Regions from separate parts of the Homo sapiens genome. Here regions 2 and 3 are each linked to region 1. The links are chromatin contacts, found by Hi-C or POLR2A ChIA-PET in ENCODE. All regions are on one chromosome and are shown on one strand. The core of a region is the stretch at or near the end of the contact, and the rest is flanking DNA. Distances in the headings are between cores, read along the strand shown. Region 1 has its middle 29 kb from the start of LINC02452. Region 2 overlaps LOC105369923 (a long non-coding RNA gene). Region 3 holds the start of ELK3 (ETS transcription factor ELK3).

Region 1 (4,116 bases), core at 670-3,169:
AATGAAAGAGCTTTCTGGAACAAATCTGACTTGTCCGAGTCTAGGCAGTATGAGTCAGTTCTCCCAGGGTCTGAGGTCATCCCTGGATGAGATAACAGCTCCGGACAGACAGAACTGGGAGGTCAGTTAGTACCGGGGAAATGCACCAAGGTTCCACAGCCCATGGAGTCTGGCTTGGTGAGTTTGCACATCTTATGCATCCTCCTTTAATGCTGGAGGGTAATCCTGAAGTCATCTAAGCCTCATGGTATTAATGAGGAAAGCTAGGCCTGAAGAAGTGAGGTGACCCACAGGACTGACCACAGCTCACACAGTTAGTATTTGGGATCCTTTGTAGGACCCAGATTGACAACTCAGGGTAGCCATGCCTCTGCATTTACCCGGTCAAGAACCAGTGTGTTTTCATTTTGGGGCCCTGGCAATAAACTCCAGCTACTACAAGCATGGGACAAAACATTAAGACAAACCAAACCATTTTTTTTATTCAATGCATGGTGGCCAAGGATCTAGCATATGATGGGAGATGGGGCTCGAAAAGTAAATTTGAACCAGGTGGTGAAAGGCCTTGAATGTCTTGTTGTAGGACGTGGACTTGCCCTTAGGAGCTAGGAACCTTGAAGATTTTTAAGCAAGGGAAATGATGCGATCATATCTGTGTTTTAGAGAACCAAATCTGATGGGAAAGGGGAGGAGCAGAAGGTGCCAAAGCAGGATTAGAATGTATATAAACAGTTCAGGTGAGGATGATGAAGGCTTGAACTAGGGCAATGGAAGGAGAGAGGAAGGAAAACATTTAAAAAACACTGCAGGCCGGTCACAGTGGCTCACGCCTGTAATCCCAGCACTTTGGGAGGCTGAGGTAGGCAGATTACAGGTTCAGGAGTTCGAGACCAGCCTGACCAACATGGTGAAACCCCATCCCTACTAAAAATAAAAAAAATTAGCCGTGTGTGGTGGTGTGCACCTGTAATCCCAGCTACTCAGGAGGCTGAGGCAGGAGAATTGCTTAAAGCCTGGAGGCAGAGGTTGCAGTGAGCTGAGATCACGCCACTGCACTCCAGCCTGAGCAACAGAGCGAGACTCTATCTCAAAAAAACACAAAGAAACAAAACAAAACACTCCAGTTCGGGCACAGTGGTGCACGTCTGTAGTCCCAGCTACTGGGGAGGCTGAGGCAGAAGGATGTGCGTTCAAGCCCAGCCTGGGCAAAATAGGGAGACTTTTGACTTCAAAAAACATTCAAGTTAAAAAAATAAAAAGACACTGTAGTAATATCAATCAATAGGCCTTGGGGAAGGAGAAGAGAGAGGGATCTAGTCTGGCTCTACCAAGTAGATGAGGCAAAGGAGGACCAAAGAAGTCGTAGCGGGAGTAAGAGGAATCTGGACAGGCTGACGGATTTAGTTTTAGCCTAGTTTAGTCCCAGTTGTCAGTGGAGCATTCACTGAGATGTGTAACTCCTGGACCTACTGTACAATTTGTAAAGCAGCCTCTGATACTACACACAGGGAGGAGGGGCTGTTTCTCAAAACCCTGTTAAGAATAAATGGTAGAAATTAAGGAAATGGGATAAAAGTGGTTTCAATAAAGAGGAAATTGGGCTGGGTGTGGTGGCTCACACCTGTAATTCCAGTGCTTTGGGAAGCCAAAATGGGAGGATCGCTTGAGGCCAGAAGTATGAGACCAGCCTGGGCAACATAGGGAGACTTTCTCTCTACAAAAAAAAAGTGAAAAATTAGGTGGGCATGGTGACTGAAATGGGACGATCGCTTGAACCCAGAAGTCAAAGCTGCAGTGCACTATGATCATGCCACCGGACTACAGCCTGGGTGATAGAGCAAGACTTCGTCTGTAACATAAATAAATAAAGAGAAATTGATTGGGGGATAACTAGGGCAGAGCAGAAAGAGGAAGGATGCACCAAGGACCGCAGGGGAGAACAGGTCAAAGCAAGTCAGAGACAGACAAGAGGCAGGAGTAACCAAACAGGAAGGAAGAACAAAGGCAAGAAAATGGGGAGGGAGAGACCAGAGTGGGAAAGGGCAGACTTGAGTGTTGAAAGTACATCTCTGTTGGGAGGGTACAACTCTTTTCAAGGTTTCTTTCCCCCACCTCTCTCTTGGAACTGCTTGCCTTCGTTATATCTGTGCAAAAGGGATGTATGCAAAGGAGCCTGCTGGATGGTGGTGGTGGGCTGTCTCCTGGCTCACTTGGAGTTTGTTCATCAATAGTCTTTAGGAAGACTGCTTCTGCCTTAAAAAAATGTTGGGAAAATGTGGAATGTGTATAAGAGGCACACATATCCAACCTCCCCCTGGTATTTTTCTTTATCATCTTCCTCCTCACCTTCCTTTCAGTTTCCCAAGTCAAAAGGGCAGAACTTCCTGTCTGAATTTTAAAGCCTCTGTTGCCTTGATTTTGTTCCTGACTCAATGGAGATGAATTCCGAGTTGAAGACAAACAATTGTGCCTTGTGAACAGTCGCCACGTCGAAAAGACTCAAGAGTACTTTTGCGGAAACCTGTCTCAGGAAAAATTCCCAGTGTGGGAGGGAAGGAGGGTGAACTCCATCCTGGAAGGAGGAATTCCAGTTGCTCTGAAAATGTAATTTTCTAAGTAAATTCATTAAAGTTGAAATGTCTAATAAGAAAGGGGAAGCAAAGTTGGTTGCAAAGGGAGAAATTGCATACTGCAAAGCCACAAATTCCTAAGCAGCAAAATTTCTTTCTTTTTTTAATTTTTTCCAGAGACTAGCTTGAGTGCAATGGTGCAATCATAGCTCACTGCAGCCTTGAACTCCTATACTCAAGTGATTCTCCCACCTCACCCTGCCTAGTAGCTGTGGCTATAGATGTGAGCCACCACACCCGGCTTAAAATTTCTTGGTACTAGAAAAATTGCTCTCATACTGGCAATTTCACCCAGGATCATTGATCTCTTCTGAATGGTGAAAATTGACACCGAAGAGCTTTCTGTGTAAATTGCTGCACAGGGTATGCAGGTATACTGCATGCCCAGCCTTGTGCTTCTTGCCTGGTTGCAAAACCACTTGTATTTCCACCCTCTTGATTCCTAAATTACTACACAAAAACAGAGTTCCTGAGTCTAGGAAGGGGGGAAAAATCCCCTGAAATTCTGTTCTCAGGGTAGAGTTTACCTCTCCTAATATAAAGATTGACACTCAGTAAGAAACATTCAAAGTAGCAGTCATGTTGGGACCAGCCTTTGTGATTGTTTTGCCAGCTCTGCAGAAATTATTTTTTAGGAAGAGTGATGCTCTCTTCTTCGTTCCTGCCCACAACAGCCACAAAATACAATATTCATTATCAACAACAAATATTTATTGCCTATTGTGTGCCATCCACTTGTGCTAGCCACTGGTGTTTTTATTTTTTTTTAAAGTGAAAGTGATTTGAAATGAATTTTCTTCCCGATATTTGAAGTCCTCTAGAAATATTATAAGTTCAAAATTAGATGTCATTGTCCCAGGATGAGATTTCTTTTGAATATGATAAATACTTCTTAAAGTAAAAATGTTTTAAGGATCCCTCTCCACAATATTTTTTTTAGAATCCTCTGATAAAATATTTATTTATGTAATGTCTTCTGGATTATGGTAAAAAAAATTGTTTTTAATATATTTAATTCAGTCAACAAATATTTGAAGGGTACACTATGTATCAGGCACTAATCTGTATGCTGAATAATTCAGTGGTAAGCACTAATAATTATAGTCATAGATATTGAGAGCATTTCATGTACTCATTGTATTAAACATTATGTTAAGGGTTTTATATGTACAGTACTCATTAATTTATTCCTAAAACTCTATAATGTAGATGCCATTAATATTTATATAAATTACATATCATATATCAATATAAACATTTTCTAAATGAGGAAATTAGGGCACAGAGAGGTTAAGGTACTTTCCCCAAGTCACACAGCTAGTTAATGATGGAGCTCAGATTTGAATCTAGCCACCTAGGTCCAGAGCTCCAGCTCTTAAAAAACTGGAAACCCCCACCCTCGTGTAATTTACATTTCTCATAATTCAAGCATATGCTGGTACAGATTCCTTTGCAAGCACACCATGGCCTCGGAGGAGTCTACAGC
Region 2 (4,387 bases), core at 806-3,305, 35 kb before region 1:
CGCCCAGAGTTACACAGCTTTTAAGTGACAGAGTCAGGATCTGAACCCAGGTTTTATAGAACACCAAAGACTGGGCTTTTTCTATGAGACTGTCATTTGCTGAACATGTATTTTATTGAAAACAGATGTACAAGGTGCTATGCCAGGTTTGGGAACACAGTGGTGTAAAAGATGTACACCCCATGGAGTGTATAGTCTGGTAGGAGAGACCAGGCATCCAAACGAGCAATTATAACTCAGGGTGACATCTCCAGGATGAAAATGAACAAGGGAGCTCAGAATGTACAGTTCTTACCCATGTATGGAAAATCAGAGAAGGCTTCCTGAAGGAAGCAATGTCTAACCAGATGGAAGGTCAAGAAGGAAAGACCCAGGAAGGCACGAAACAGGGGCTAATGATACTAAACTACAATTTGTTTTCTTGCATATGCAGGTTGTGGCTGGTGCCCCTACCTCTCAGATTTGCTGCCCTTGATAGTCCAATCTCTTCTTAGGAGGGTGCCTGCGTCTTTTTTTTTTTTTTCCTTTTTTTTTTTTTGAGACAGAGTCTCACTCTGTTGCCCAGGCTGGAGTGCAATGGCATGATCTCAGCTCATTACAGCCTCTGCTTCCTGGGTTCAAGCAATTCTCTGCCTCAGCCTCCCGAGTAGCTGGGATTACAGGTGCCTGCCACTACACCCGGCTATTGTATTTTTAGTATAGATGGTGTTTCACCATGTTGGCCAGGTTGGTCTTGAACTCCTGGCCTTGTGATCCACCTGCCTCGGCCTACCAAAGTGTCCCAACAGTTTGGATTACAGGCGTAAGCCAGCACGCCCAGCCCGGGGTCCTGTGTCTTTTGTCCTTAGCTGTCCTTTGCCTCCATCCCCTCTCATTCTGAAATGCTACTATGGTTTTGTTTCAGAGCTCCCCAGAGACACAACTCAGCCCCTCTCTGCTTTCCTCATTACTTCAAGTGTTCCATGAATTCAGTAAACCTGATTCAAGATTTTGGTGGAGGGTGGGGATGGGAGTGCGGTATCCATGGGGAGGGGTCATTCCTGGAGCACTGGGCTTCCGCCCTCTCCTGGCCCCCCACTTCCTCCCTGGAGTTGCAAACAAAATCCTCCCTTTGTCTTGTTGGGAGCGTTCCCTCCCACCTCCGGCCAGAAGGATCTCGGTTCCTACTTGAACTTAGCAAAGTATTTTCTCAACAAAGACAGCTCTACCTTCCTAAGAGGAATTCTGATACATAAAAAGTTCTCTTTACACCTCTGTTGTTTCATTCAACCCTCCAAGCAAATCGCTGGAATAGCGATCATCGTCCCCATTTTACAGATGGGGAAACTGAGTAACAAACCCATGTGATGGTGCCGGGAGTTAAAGGCAGGACTGCCAGAATCCAAAGCCTCCTTCCCCAGCCACTGGCTATTCCACTTTCCAACACCACTGTGATGGGGTCTGGGGAAGGCAGGGGAGGGGACAGCCTAGTTGGGCTAGCAGGGAAGATGAAGGCCAGGAACTGGGACCATAGAAGTATAGTTTCACCAGAGACACTCGTTTCCCATTACTTAAACCTCCACAATCTTCCAGTGAATGTTTCTTACTGCCGTTTTTCCAGAATGAGAGAATTGGACAAGACAGGCTTCAGTCACAGACACCCCAAGCAGACCAGGATCCTTCCTAAGAGGAACACAATTCCCCTCATGGGTTGGGGTTTGGATGTTTGGTTCAGGAAGAGCCTAGGACCTGGCTGCGGTCACCCAGGGCGCCCAGCACTCGACCCGAGAACATTTCTGAAAGTAGCACTGCAGTTCCTCGATAACTGAGCAGACTCCAAGGAGACAAGGAGAAAACAGAAAATAAGAAAGGAGGTAACAAAGAGACCATTCTAAATTCAAAAAAGCAATTTTAGAATCAAAGTGAATTCGGCTATTGAAGCCAGAAACTACAGAAGTTCACACGGTGAGGTCTTGGCCTTAGCTCTTCAGCGAGCTGGGTTCCACGTCGGGGAAATGAAGTTACCGTGAAATCAAAGCCTCAGAGGGTGAATCAAGGAGCCGGCATGTAAGCACCTTGGTTAAGCCTGTGCCCAGAGGAAGGCCAAAGAACAGCAGACAACAGGAACCCCGCCTTCAGGAAGCCTTCAGCAGGAGCAGCAAAAATCTGCTTCCTCTCCAACCCTAAGGTCACTGCAGGCTGACAAACCCTTCCCCCACGCCCTGCCACTTGAGCAGCTCAGCTCCCTGCAACCCACCCGTCCTAACCCCCACCCCCAGCTGAATCACAGAGGCCACTTTTTTTTTTTTTTTTTTTTGGGACGGAGGCTTGCTCTGTCACCCAGGCTGGAGTGCACTGGCGTTGAGAGGTGACAGCGTGCTGGCAGTCCTCACAGCCCTCGCTCAATCTCGGCGCCTCCTCTGCCTGGGCTCCCACTTTGGCGGCCCTTGAGGAGCCCTTCAGCCCGCCGCTGCACTGTGGGAGCCCCTTTCTGGGCTGGCCAAGGCCAGAGCCGGCTCCCTCAGCTTGCAGGGAGGTGTGGAGGGAGAGGCGCGGGCGGGAACCGGGGCTGCGCGCGGTGCTTGCGGGCCAGCGCGAGTTCCGGGTGGGCGTGGGCTCCGCGGACCCCGCACTCGGAGCGGCCGGCCGGCCCCACCGGCCCCGGGTACTGAGGGGTTTAGCACCTGGGCCAGCAGCTGCTGTGCTCAATTTCTCGCCGGGCCTTAGCTGCCTTCCGGCGGAGCAGGGCTCGGGACCTGCAGCCTGCCATGCCTGAGCCTCCCCCACGCTCCGTGGGCTCCTGTGCGGCCTGAGCCTCCCCGACGAGCGCCACCCCCTGCTCCAGGGCGCCCAGGCCCATCCACCACCCAAGGGCTGAGAAGTGCGGGCGCACGGCCCAGGACTGGCAAGCAGCTCCACCTGCAGCCCCGGTGCGGGATCCATTGAGTGAAGCCAGCTGGGCTCCTGACTGTGGTGGGGACGTGGAGAACCTTTATGTCTAGCTAAGGGATTGTAAATACACCAATCAGCACTCTGTATCTAGCTCAAGGTTTGTAAACACACCAATCAGCACCCTGTGTCTAGCTCAGGGTTTGTGAATGCACCAGTCGACACTCTGTATCTAGCTACTCTGATGGGGACTTGGAGAACCTTTGTGTCGACACTGTATCTAGCTAATCTGGTGGGGACGTGGAGAAACTTTGTGTCTAGCTCAGGGATTGTAAATACACCAATCGGCACTCTGTATCTAGCTCAAGGTTTGTAAACACACCAATCAGCACCCTGTGTCTAGCTCAGGGTTTGTGAATGCACCAATCGACAATCTGTATCTAGCTACTCTGGTGGGGACTTGGAGAACCTTTGTGTCCACACTCAGTTTCTAGCTAATCTAGTGGGGATGTGGTGAACCTTTGTGTCTAGCTCCGGGATTGTAAAAGCACCAATCAGCACCCTGTCAAAACAGACCACTCGGCTCTCTGTAAAATGGACCAATCAGCAGGATGTGGGTGGGGCCAGATAAGAGAATAAAAGCAGGCTGCCGGAGCCAGCAGTGGCAACTCGGTAGGGTCCCCTTCCACGCTGTGGAAGCTTCGTTCTTTTTCTCTTTGCAATAAATTTTGTTGCTGCTCACTGTTTGGGTCCACACTGTCTTTATGAGCTGTAACACTCATTGCGAAGGTCTGCAGGTTCACTCCTGAAGCCAGCGAGACCACGAACCCACCAGGAGGAACAAACAACTCCAGACCAGCCGCCTTAAGAGCTGTAACACTCACTGTGAAGGTCTGTAGCTTCACTCTTAAGCCAGCGAGACCACGAACCCACCAGAAGGAAAAAACTTTAAACACTTCCGAATATCAGAAGGAACAAACTCCGGACACGCCACCTTTAAGAACTGTAACACTCACCGCGAGGGTCCGCGGCTTCATCCTTGAAGTCAGTGAGACCAAGAATCCACCAATTCCGGACACAGCGTGATCTCGGCTCATTGCAAGCTCCGCCTCCCAGGTTCACGTCATTCTCCTGCCTCAGCCTCCCCAGCAGATGGGACTACAGGCGCATGCTGCCACGCCCGGCTAAATTTTTTTTTGTTTTTAGTAGAGATGGGGTTTCACCATGTTTGTCAGGATGGTCTGACCTCCTGACCTTGTGATCCGCCCGCCTCGGTCTCCCAAAGTGCCCGGATTACAGGCGTGAGCCACTGCGCCTGGCCTCTTTTTTTTTTTTCTTCGAGATGGAGTCTCACTCTGTCGCCCAGGCTGGCAGCGTGATGGCGCGATCTCGGCTCCCTGCAACCTCTGCCTCCTGGGTTCCAGTGATTCTCTTGCCTCAGCCTCCCGAGTAGCTGGGAATGCAGGTGCCCGCCATCATGCCTGGCTAATTTTTGTATTTTTAGTAGAGACAGGGTTTT
Region 3 (4,429 bases), core at 1,862-4,361, 51 kb after region 1:
TTTTTTATTTTTTTAAGAAACAGGGTTGAACAGGTGCGCTGGCTCACACATGTAATCCCAGCACTTTGGGAGGCCGAGGTGGGCAGATCACGAGGTCAGGGGTTCGAGACCAGCCTGACCAACATGGTGAAACCCCGTCTCTACTAAAAATACAAAAATTAGCCAGGCATGGTGGTGCGTGTCTGTAATCCGAGCTACTCAGGAGGCTGAGGCAGGAGAATTGCTTGAACCCGGGAGGTGGAGGTTGCAGTGAGCAGAGATCGCACCATTGTGCTCCAGCCTGGGTGACAGAGTGAGATTCTGTCTCAAAAAAAAAAAAAAAAAAAAAAGAGAAAAAGAAACAGGGTCTCACTTTGTTGCCCAGGCTGGAGTGTGAACTCTTGGGCTCAAGCGATCCTCCTGCCTTGGCCTCCTGAGTAGCTGGTATTATAGGTGAGAGTAGTATCACCACACCTGGCCCCTAGACTATTTTTCACTATTTTTTTTAAGTGATTTATTTTTTTAAATTTTTTTGAGACACAATTTCACTCTGTCACCCAGGCTGGAGTGCAGTGGCTTGATCTTGGCTCACTGCAAACTCCACATCCCAGGTTCAAGCAATTCTCGTGCCTCAGCCTCCTGAGTAGCTGGAATTACAGGCATCTGCCACCATACCTGGCTAAGTTTTGTATTATTAGTAGAGATGGGGGTTCACCATGTTGACCAGGCTGGTCTCGAACTTCTGACCTCAGGTGATCCATCCACCTCGGCCTCCCAAAGTGTTGGGATTACAGGCGTGAGCCACTATGCCCAACCCTAAAGTGATTTTAGACTCACAGCAAAACTGAGAAGGAGGCACAGCGGTTTCCCATATACCTCCTGCCCTGACACGTGTACAGCTTCCCCAATCATCAACATCCCCCACCAGAGTGGTACCTTTGTTGTAATTGAATCTACATTGACACATCACTATCACCCAAAGTCCATGGTTTACATTAGAGTTCATTCTTGGTGTTGTATATTCTGTGGGTCTTAACAAATGTGTCCACCATTATAGTATCATACCGAGTAGTAGTTTCCTTGCCCTCTGTGCTCCTCCTGTCCACCCCTCCCTCCCTGCTAACCCCTGACAACCACTGATCTTTTGTACTATCTCCATAGTGCCTTTTACAAAATGTCATATAGTTTGGAATCATACAGAACATAGCCTTTTCAGACCGGTTTCTTTCAGGCATATATCTCCTAAAGCAAAGCAACATGAGTTCTTAACTGTGTGGATTTTTTTTTTTTCCCTGAGGATAATAAGTTTACATTCTCTCAGTCCAACAGCTGGATCATATAGGGACACCATAGGTGTTCTACTGAGTGACAGAAGAAGATGACTGGGGATTAAAACAATAATACCCTAATTGGAAAATTAGCTGTGGGAAATCAGGGGTTGATAAGCAGCCCTCTTTTCCATATCTTCTCCTTCTGCCCCACTCTCCTACCGTGCCCCCACCCTACACCCCACGGGTTTCCCACTCCTTCTCAGAGGTCTGGAGGGCATTCTCCCACCCTTTCCAGTGGACTACCCACAGGAGCCCTGAAGCAAATGCCCGAAGGAAATTCCTATCACCTGTGTGCTCTGATAGGCACTTGGAGCTGGGATGTGGTACTAATCAGTAAAACATACCCCGTGCCCTTTAGCAGCTCACAGTTGATGGCAGTGAGAAATTTGTAAACAAAATAATCTTTCAGGAGAGACTGCAAAACTAGAAACAAACGTAGTGGAGGAACTCTTAGAATGTGGTCCTTTTGAAAGGACTCACACCCGGCCCCCAGAGAATCTGACTTAATTGGCCTGGGTTGAGTATATTGTTGGAGAGTGTCAAAACACTCCCCAGGTGATTCTGACATTAGCCGGGGCCCGGAACCACCCCCGACCTACTGAATCTGGGACTCCAGGAGAGGCCCAGCCACTAGTGGTTTAACAAGCCCCTTGGGTCAAGTTTGAAAACCAGGGGTCTGGGCTGCTAAGTGGCGGCATGGGAATGGAAGGTTCTGGAAGGTGAGCAGTGAGGTTGGGGCGCAGGCCTGGGAAGGGAGAGGCTCTTCAACAGCCATCCCCCCCAACCTTGTCTCAGCCTAGGGCAATGGGCAGGCTCTCCCATCAGAGCCTGGCCTGAGCCCTCAGAGGCAGGACCTCCTTGAGGGATGTGGAGGTGTGAAGACCAGTTCTGAGACCACAGAGGCTCCCTTCAAGCCTCAGTCTCTGACCCTGCGGGCATTATTTCCATGACTTCCAGTGTTGTGGCTCCTTATCCTTTCCCCACAGGCTCGCCCCCCAACTGAGGGCTGGCTTTTTTATTTTTTTGAGACGGAGTTTCGCTGGTTGCCCAGGTTGGAGTGCAATGGGGCGATCTCAGCTCACTGCAACCTCTGCCTCCCAGGTTCAAGCGATTCTCTCGCCTCAGCCTGCCAAGTAGCTGGGATTATAGGGACCCACCACCACACCTGGCTGTTTTTGTTGTTGTTGTTTTGGTATTTTTAGTACAGACGGGGATTCGCCGTGTTGGCCAGGCTGGTCTCGAACTCCTGACCTTAGGTGATCCATCCGCCTTGGCCTCCCAAAGTGCTCAGATTACAGGCGTGAGCCAGCACGCCCGGCCGAGGGCTGGCTTTTAAAACACCGAAAACCCAGACAGGAACGGTGTCCATCTCCAACCCCAGACGGAAACTGTGCCCGCACCCACAAGAAAAGCAGTCCTTTGCCCAGAGCAACCAAACCCTGAACCCCACTCTCGATTCCCCTCTGCCCCCCAACTCTTCCATCCCAGCGGATGGGAAACAGCGAGTCCAGCCGCCTCCCCACCTCGGGACCCCCCTCCCGGGCCAACTGCGCAGGGCACGACCCCGTCGTGGTGCCCCGCGCGCTCGACCCCCAGGGGTTGAGGTGAGGAGGGATCCCCGGTGTCCCGGGAAGCGCGGCGGCTTCTGCGGGTTGCGGGCGGACCCCCCTCCCCGTGGGGAGGGGCTGCGGCCGCGCGGAGTCGCCGCGGGTCGGAGGCTCCTCCCCGGGGTGGCCGCGCAGGAAGCGGGGCGGGTGGGGGCGGTGCGGGGCGCGCACGGGGCCGGGGCGGCGGGGGAGGCGCGGGCCTGGGCGGCCAGCCCCGGCGCACAGCCGCGGCCGGGGCGCGCGGCGCGGGGCGGAAAAGCCTGTTTACACAGACTGCACACCGCCTGGGGAATAATGCAGTAAAGGAAGTGAGCCGGCTCGGCCTGACTGCTCCAACTTCCTGCTCTCACACACACCAGAGGGGAAAAAAAAAGAGGAGCGAGAGAAAGAAAAAAAGGGGGAAAAATCAGGATCTCATTACAAGAGCCACAGACCGTCTGCAGACGCCTGTCAGCATGGAAAGTCGGGGGCTTTCGCCCGGGTCCTCCTAGAAATTCCCCCCGAAGAAGACTCCCCCACATCTGGGTAGGTAACAGGGCTTCTGCCTGTTGCTCGGACACTTAAAAAGTTTGTTTGGGGGTGTTTTCTTTTTTTCTTTCTTTTCTTGGGCGCGGTGGGGGTGGGGCGGGGGGCGCCGCGGGGTGGGCTGCGGGCCGGGGTGGGGGTGGCGGTGCGTCCGCGCGGGAGGGCCGGCCGCGGGGAGGGGGCGCCGCGGATGCTCCTGCGCCCGCGTCGCTGCCACCGCCGTCGCCCGAGCTCGCGCCGGGCCCGGGGCTGCGGGGACCCTGCGCCCGCGGCTCCCCTCCCTGGGGCTGCGCTGCGACCCCAGAGGAAGGGGCGCCGGGCGTGCAACCCTGGGAGCTCGCCCAGGGCCCCGCTGCAGGCAGCGCGGGGAGCGGGGGACGGCGAGACTTCGGGTCCCTGGGAAGAACCGTGGCAGGAGCAGGCTGAGTGCCTGGAGGCTGGACCACCGCCGACCTTCCAGCTGGGACCGCAGTCAGGCTCCCCTCGAGTGGGCAAAGTGCACTGGTGCTCGGATCCAGGGAGGAAGACAGGGATGGAGAGGGCGGTGGAGGACATGGGTCGCGAAGGTGTGGGGCTGGGGGCTGCGTCCACTCTCGCTTGGCAGGTGACCCCCGCCCAGGTCACCGCCCCAGGCGCACGCCCCATCGGACATTTAAAAGCCGGTGGTCTCTATTGGGCATGGTTTTGGAGAAGGACCAGGCAAGAAATGATCTTGGGGCCCCTTCCACTCCCCATCCCTGTTTACCTTCGAACTCAACGTTGGCCTGTGACGCTACTGTAACTTTTGGGGAGGCGGGATTAAGATTTTGGAGTAGTTAAAAAGCAAAAATAAAAGGTCTTGGTTTTGTTATCTTTTCTGAACCGAATCATCCTAGGGACAAGCTGCAGTTAGGCGGCGGGTGGAGGTGGAAGCAAGAAATGTTATTTCAGAAACTGCAAAAGGGGCTTTTTAGAAAGAAAAAAAAACGAGTGTCGGGAGAGTTTCTG

Evidence for each region. Hi-C counts contacts between places; a loop is a spot of excess contacts on that map. ChIA-PET counts read pairs that join two places held with the same protein, here RNA polymerase II (POLR2A). Pooled maps may share reads with other maps.
Region 2: a loop to region 1 is called in a map of endothelial cell of umbilical vein, with 2.7 times the contacts of the local background. The contact joins two enhancer-like sites. A Hi-C loop is called at or near these places in 3 of 168 maps with a recorded cell type or tissue (B cell, Caco-2 and endothelial cell of umbilical vein). POLR2A ChIA-PET finds 5 or more read pairs at or near these places in 8 of 52 experiments (CD4-positive, alpha-beta T cell, Caco-2, HEK293 and 5 more).
Region 3: a loop to region 1 is called in a map of endothelial cell of umbilical vein, with 6 times the contacts of the local background. The contact joins the promoter of ELK3 here to the enhancer-like site in region 1. A Hi-C loop is called at or near these places in 9 of 168 maps with a recorded cell type or tissue (B cell, CD4-positive, alpha-beta T cell, Caco-2 and 6 more), 1 of 37 single-sample maps with no recorded cell type and 8 of 50 pooled maps. POLR2A ChIA-PET finds 5 or more read pairs at or near these places in 8 of 52 experiments (GM12878, HCT116, MCF 10A and 5 more).

Annotation. Positions count from the first base shown.
Region 1 is chr12:96,141,637-96,145,752 of GRCh38, forward strand. No RefSeq gene overlaps it. Among named protein-coding and RNA genes, the nearest start is that of LINC02452, 29 kb to the right of the region's middle. Within about 2 kb of position 1,920, at least 4 of the 41 ENCODE cell types and tissues checked have a DNase peak (open chromatin) inside an H3K27ac peak, as active enhancers do; they include B cell, CD4-positive, alpha-beta T cell and endothelial cell of umbilical vein, where a contact is called at or near this core.
Region 2 is chr12:96,106,381-96,110,767 of GRCh38, forward strand. It overlaps LOC105369923 (a long non-coding RNA gene), which reads left to right. Exons shown (of 3, transcript XR_945238.2): 3 at 1,601-2,236. Among named protein-coding and RNA genes, the nearest start is that of LINC02452, 64 kb to the right of the region's middle. Within about 2 kb of position 2,056, at least 14 of the 41 ENCODE cell types and tissues checked have a DNase peak (open chromatin) inside an H3K27ac peak, as active enhancers do; they include B cell, CD4-positive, alpha-beta T cell and endothelial cell of umbilical vein, where a contact is called at or near this core.
Region 3 is chr12:96,191,264-96,195,692 of GRCh38, forward strand. ELK3 (ETS transcription factor ELK3) reads left to right here and starts at 3,112. Exons shown (of 5, transcript NM_005230.4): 1 at 3,112-3,442. RefSeq lists a silencer at 2,937-3,076 and an enhancer at 4,408-4,429.